2 separate regions of the Homo sapiens genome follow, and region 1 is linked to region 2. Evidence: chromatin loops called from intact Hi-C (ENCODE). Cell type or tissue: mammary epithelial cell. All regions are shown on one strand. Each heading gives the region's core, and the rest is flanking DNA. Links, peaks and the distances in the headings are about the cores only. Region 1 overlaps UBE3B (ubiquitin protein ligase E3B). Region 2 overlaps MYO1H (myosin IH).

Evidence for each region. A loop is a pair of places that touch in the nucleus more often than their neighbours do. Peaks named below come from ENCODE experiments on the same cell type or tissue, not always from the same donor. Only the 100,000 strongest peaks of a DNase experiment are listed, where the experiment ranks them.
Region 1: it touches region 2 in a loop (10-fold over the local background); 11 of 110 quality-filtered maps call a loop at or near these places.

What each region holds. Positions count from the first base shown.
Region 1 is chr12:109,496,353-109,499,267 of GRCh38, reverse strand. It overlaps UBE3B (ubiquitin protein ligase E3B), which reads right to left. Exons shown (of 28, transcript NM_130466.4): 10 at 1,345-1,450; 11 at 915-1,035. Among named protein-coding and RNA genes, the nearest start is that of UBE3B, 20 kb to the right of the region's middle. In mammary epithelial cell, for the core only: no CTCF peak of the experiment used is centred there; a DNase peak (open chromatin) is centred at 1,377; H3K27ac peaks cover 620 bases.
Region 2 is chr12:109,431,673-109,434,587 of GRCh38, reverse strand. It overlaps MYO1H (myosin IH), which reads right to left. Exons shown (of 32, transcript NM_001101421.4): 20 at 1,578-1,691. Among named protein-coding and RNA genes, the nearest start is that of KCTD10, 44 kb to the left of the region's middle. RefSeq lists an enhancer at 319-823. In mammary epithelial cell, for the core only: CTCF peaks have their summits at 668 and 1,647 (motif pointing left); DNase peaks (open chromatin) are centred at 1,677 and 1,987; H3K27ac peaks cover 519 bases.

The sequences.
Region 1 (2,915 bases), core at 212-2,711, 65 kb before region 2:
TATATTAATGCTTAAAAATCAAGGGTTAACATAAGAAATGGTCTTTGAAGAGTATCTGAGTGTCGTGGGAAGTCGCTGTTATTCAACGTTCACCAGTTAGTCAACGTCACTCGTGTGAACATTCGCACCAGAAACTCCTCATGAAATTTGGCCCCAGGGAAGTTTTTATCTCAAGTCTGTAATCTCGCAGGCTGAGGCGTGTGGATTGTTCGAGCCCAAGGAGACTAGACTGGGCAACATGGTGAAAAACCCCGTCTCCACTAAAAATACAAAAATTAGTCGGCCGTGGTAGTGTGCGCTTGTAGTCCCAGCTACTCAGGAGGCTGAGGTGGGAGGATCACCTAAGCCCAGGAGGTAGAGGATGCAGTGAGCCATGACTGTGCCACTGCAGTCCAGCCTGGGTGACAAAGTGAGACCCTGTCTTCAAAAAAAAAAAAACAAAAAAAACTTTTCCTATCTAAAATAAATTTAGGCAAGGAGAATTCTGTGCCTCTGCCTCAAATGCTTCTATTCATAAACCCTTTCTTCCATCTACAATGAAAACACTGTAAAATAGGTAAAGCAGGCGCTGCTCTGATATAAGCCCCACCTAACTACTCCCTCCCTTCTCTCTTGAGATGGGAATTATCCAGGCAATTCACCACATTTTCACTTTCTCCTTGACTGCCAGGAAGCTAAAGGCTGACATCTAATGTTCATTAACAGTCACTTAACTAGTTTGCCAGGCTGGAATATTTTCCATGTGATTTTTATTTACATGTCTATTTTAACTGTCTATCTAAATACGTGTTTTTTATTGTAAGCACTTCCAATTGTTACAGAAAACAACCAAATCTCTAGAATAGTGACAGGCAAAACACTCGGGCTTTCCCTGATGGCCAGGACACAATCAAGTTCCAGCCACGGATACTTACCCATTAGACAAAGCGTATGGCATCCTTCTAAACTTTCACATACATCACGGCATCGATCTTGGTCTCTTAAAAATATGATGAATTTACGAAGCATGTCATGGGATTCTAAAACAGTGAGGCGCTGCAAAGAATAGCAGACCGTTAAATCAGAAACTGCCAGAAACAGTTTCCTGTAGAGAGTGAACTTGATCACTTGCAGATCACCCGTGGTTATGGAGGATGTGCTAGCAAACACCAAGAAGAAAATGGACAGACAAGAACCCACTTCTTTGGGCTACTAACACAAATGTGTCTATCACGGCCACTGGTCCCAAAGAACAATTAAAGGGAGGTGTGGAAATAAGCAGAGAAGCCATTTTACTTTCTAATGTTTAAGAAGAAAAGAAAAACACAATTGGGTTTTCACGGGGAACTCACAGAGCCTGCTTACCTCAGGGGTCACTGTGCTGAGATGAGTCACCAGAGCAGGCACAGACATGATGTGGATGAGGAACGGCCGAATCAGATTGTCTGAGAACTGTGCAGCAATCACAGGGCTAGACACAGATAGATCCACTCATTCAGACAGGTCTCCGTGTGCATCCAGAACAAAAGCACAACCCCACCAACGTGCTCAAATTCCTAGAAATTATTCTGCGTGGGATTTCTGAGAAAACTGAAGGCTGAAATTGGGGACATACACTGGGGAAATGGACAAGTCAGTGATGGTCCAGTTGCTGATGCCATACTGTGCAGCTATGAAAAACCAGTTTTGAAATTTTACTGACATGAGAGAATGCTCATGCTACAATGAACTTTAAAAAAAGGCAAGATGAAAAACTATATACATGGAAGAGGAAGGAGTTTGTGATGGGGAGGGAGGGAAAAAAGGGGGTTTTGGAGTGCTGGTATAATCGATTTCTCTATTGGGTGGTGCTTACCCAGGTGTGTTCACTCTGTGGTAACTCACCAATAACTCATAATTCAGTTAAGCAGTTTATTTAAAACTATATATACACTATAGATACACAATATATACACATGTAGTGTATCTATAGTATGTATACTATATATAAGTATATATATTGTATAATGTTTCGAAATATAAACACAAATATAGATACATTTTTAAAAGATTGAGGACAGATAAAGTTAACAATGTATCTCTGGTTGTAGAATTATGAGAAATTTTTTTCTTTTTTATGTTTTTCTGCTTTATCTAGGTTTTCTACAATAAGCATGTATTGCTTCCATAATCAAAAAAAGATAAATACTATTAGATAAAATAATGGTCCCTATCCCACACCATATATAAAAAATAATGAAATGAGCCACAGACCTAAATGCTAGTTTTATAACTAAAACTATAAAATTCTTAGAAGAAAACACAGGAGTAAAGCTTTGAGATTTCAGGTTAGGCAATGATTTCTGAGGTTATCACACTAAAAGCACAAGAGTCAAAAGAAAAAAACAGGTAAGTTGTGCTTCTTCAAAGTTTAAAACTTTTGTGATTCAAAAGACACTATCAAGAAAGTGAAAAGACAACCCATGGAACAGAAGGAAACACCTGGAGATCACTTGTCTGAAAAGGGACTTGTATCTAGAGCATATAAAGAACTCACAACTCTCATAAAAGATGAAACATCCAATTAAAAAGTAGACGAAGGATCTAAACATACATTTCTCCAAAGAAGATACACAAATGGTTAATAAGCACATGAAAAGATGTTCAACATCACTAACTACCAGGGAATTGTAAATCAAAACAACAGTGAGATACCCCTGTACAGCCACTGGGATGGCTAAATAAAAAAGACAGATAACAAGTATTGGCAAGGATGTGGAGAAACTGGAGACCTCACACAACACTACTCCTGGGAAGGTAAAATAGCACAGGCACTCTGGAAAATAATTTGGCAATTCTTCAAAAGGTTAAGCATGGAGTTACCACATGACCCAGGGAAGTCTACTCCCAGGAATATGCCCAAGAGAAATGAAAACATATGTCTATACAAAAACTTG
Region 2 (2,915 bases), core at 168-2,667:
ACGTAACCTGAAGTTGCTTCAAGTTATGTTGCTAGGCTTTAAAGAGTGACGACAAAGAATATGGGTGTTTTTGTTTGTTTTTTGTTTTTGTTTTGAAACAGAGTCTCAGTTTGTTGCCCAGGCTGGAGTGCAGTGGTGCAATCTCGGCTCACTGCAACCCCCATCTCCCAGGTTCAAATGATTCTCGTGCCTCAGACTCCCGAGTAGCTGGGATTACAGGCACCAGCCACCACGCCCAGCCAGACAAATAATGTGGATCTAAGCTTAAAAGAAGATCACGCTGGGCGCGGTGGCTCACGCCTGCAATCCCAGCACTTTGGGAGGCCGAGGCAGGTGAATCACCTGAGGTCAGGAGTTTGAGACCAGCCTGACAAACGCGGTGAAACCCTGTCTCTACTAAAAATACAAAAATTAGCCCATTGTGGTAGTGTGCACCTGTAATCCCAGCTACTCGAGAGGCTAAGGCAGGAGAATCGCTTGAACCCAGGAAGCGGAGGTTACAGTGAGCCGAGATCATGCCACTGCAGCCTGGGTGACAGAGCAAGACTCTGTCTCAAAAAATAAAAAAATAAAAAGAAGATCACAGTAGCCAGCAGAGAGAAGTTACAAATACTGACCTCACATTGCCTGCCCGACCCCAGGCCTGGTGAGGGAAAGTTCCCAGGGCAGCCACTGGGGACAGCAGTGGGTGGTGCCTGGTGATCCCACTCTCCCTTGTCCCTGTTTCAATTTATGGAACAGGGGACAGACGGATCCCACCTCTGACCTCCATGCCCTGCCTCCCTCAGGATGTGCTGAGCCTTGCAGAATCCCCTTGGAGATCTGGACTGACTAAGTAACTGATCCTTGGAACAGGCCCAGAATAGGAGTCTACAGATGGAGAGAGGCCAAGGCGGCCCAGACGACCATGTACAAGTGGGAGTTAGGAGTCAGCAGGGAAAGCCCATGAACAGGATCACAGGCAGAGCTCTCTGGAGTGGGGAAGCCCTGCTGTCGGGGAATAGATCTTCATGCTGAGACACCTTTCCCTGCAACCTCATTAACCCTGACCAAAATGACGCACAAGACGGACTCGGATCTTCCCGATTCATGTCCCTTGAGTTGTGCCTGAAAGCTTTCAATGTGTACGAAAGTCTCTGCTCATGGATAACTACAACTCTACAGTTAAGAGTTCCAGCACACCATTTCTGAGATGCTACAGATGATCTCACATTGTCTAGGTCCCAGTAGCTCCTCTGGCAGGTCATGCGTACATGGGAACAGTGAAAGAATCCAGGCACACGGACGTTAGGTGCCCCCTCTGGTTCCCTCTTTGTTTTGCTAGCAAGGAGGCCCATCTGCTAAATCAGTTTAGTGCGGAAGTTTCCTTTATAACTTCATTTCCTCCCACCGGCAGCACCATAGCTCTTCTAAAGAATTAAGAGCTGCATTTACATCGAGTAGATGAAGCATAAATCTCGCAAATCTCCATAAATCCCTAGGAATCGAGTCTCCAGGCTCTAGATGGATACGGATCAATGCACAAAACCCTTTGATGTCAAGGGAAGAGACCATTTGGTGGTCTTCTGGTCACTTACTTGCCTAACTTGTATTCCTCGGGTTTGTAGCCGATGTACTTGATCAGCCGTTCCACGCCCTCTGCTGGAGGCCCGTGCCAGTGCGGCCAGGTGTCTGGGCATAAGGACTTGTACCTAGGAGAGGAGATGGACATGGAGAAGCTGTGACCGTACCTTCCTCTAGCCCTCCCCCACATCCCCGGCCCCAGAGGCCTGCTGAGCACTGCTGTGGCATGTCGGCCACTCAGTGTATGTAGTAGTCCCATTACACGAACTTTCTCGAATTCAAAGATGGGTACTTTGCAAGAAAGAAAGGAGAGAGAAACTGTTTCAATATAGTAGGGAGTTTGACCTGTCTTTGTAGAACAATGACATCATCAGACGCTCAACCCAGTGACTCAATTCCACTCCTAGGTATCTGTCCAAGAGAAATGAAAAGGTGTCCGAACATTCATACCTGAATGTTCATAGCAGCCATTGGGTGTAGCAGTGCATGGTGCTATGATTCATAATAGCCAAAAGGTGGAAACAACCCAGATGTCCATCGACAGAAAACTGAACAGACAAACAAACATAGTCTAGTACCAGAAGAAAAAGTTCTATGCTTGAGACCGGGTATGGTGCCTCATGCCTGTGATCCCAGCAATTTGGGAGGCCAAGGCAGGAGGATCACTTGAGGCCAGGCATTTGAGACCAGCCTGGGCAGACCCCGTCTCTACTTAAAAAAAGGCCAGGCGCAGGGGCTCAAGCCTGTAATCCCAGCACTTTGGGAGGCCGAGGCGGGCGGATCACAAGGTCAAGAGATCGAGACCATCCTGGCTAACATGGTGAAACCCTGTCTCTACTAAAAATACAAAACAAAATTAGCCAGGCATGGTGGCGGGCACCTGTAGTCCCAGCTACTGGGGAGGCTGAGGAAGGAGAATAGTGTGAACCTGGGAGGCGAAGCTTGCAGTGAGCCGAGATTGCGCCACTGTACTCCAGCCTGGGCGACAGAGCAAGACTCCATCTCAAAAAAAAAAAAAAAAAAAAAAAAAAATTTTTTTTTTAGCCAGGTGTGGCAGTGTGCGGCTGTAGTCCCAGCTACTCAGGAGGCTGAGGCAGGAGGATCGCTTGAGTCCAGGAGGTTGAGGCTTCAGGGAGCACTCCAGCCTGGGTAACAGAGATCCTGTCTCAAGAAAGAGTAGAGAAGAGAAAGAAAGGGTTCCATGCTTGGGAAGTGATGAGGGCTTCCCCCGTCCCCCAGGGGTAATTTTGGCTCCAGTGTTAAGAACCTGATTCCAGCATGCAGTTCCCTTCTACCCTGCAGTCCCTAGAAAGAGAACCGTGATGTCTGTAGTATAATGAAACAACTGAACG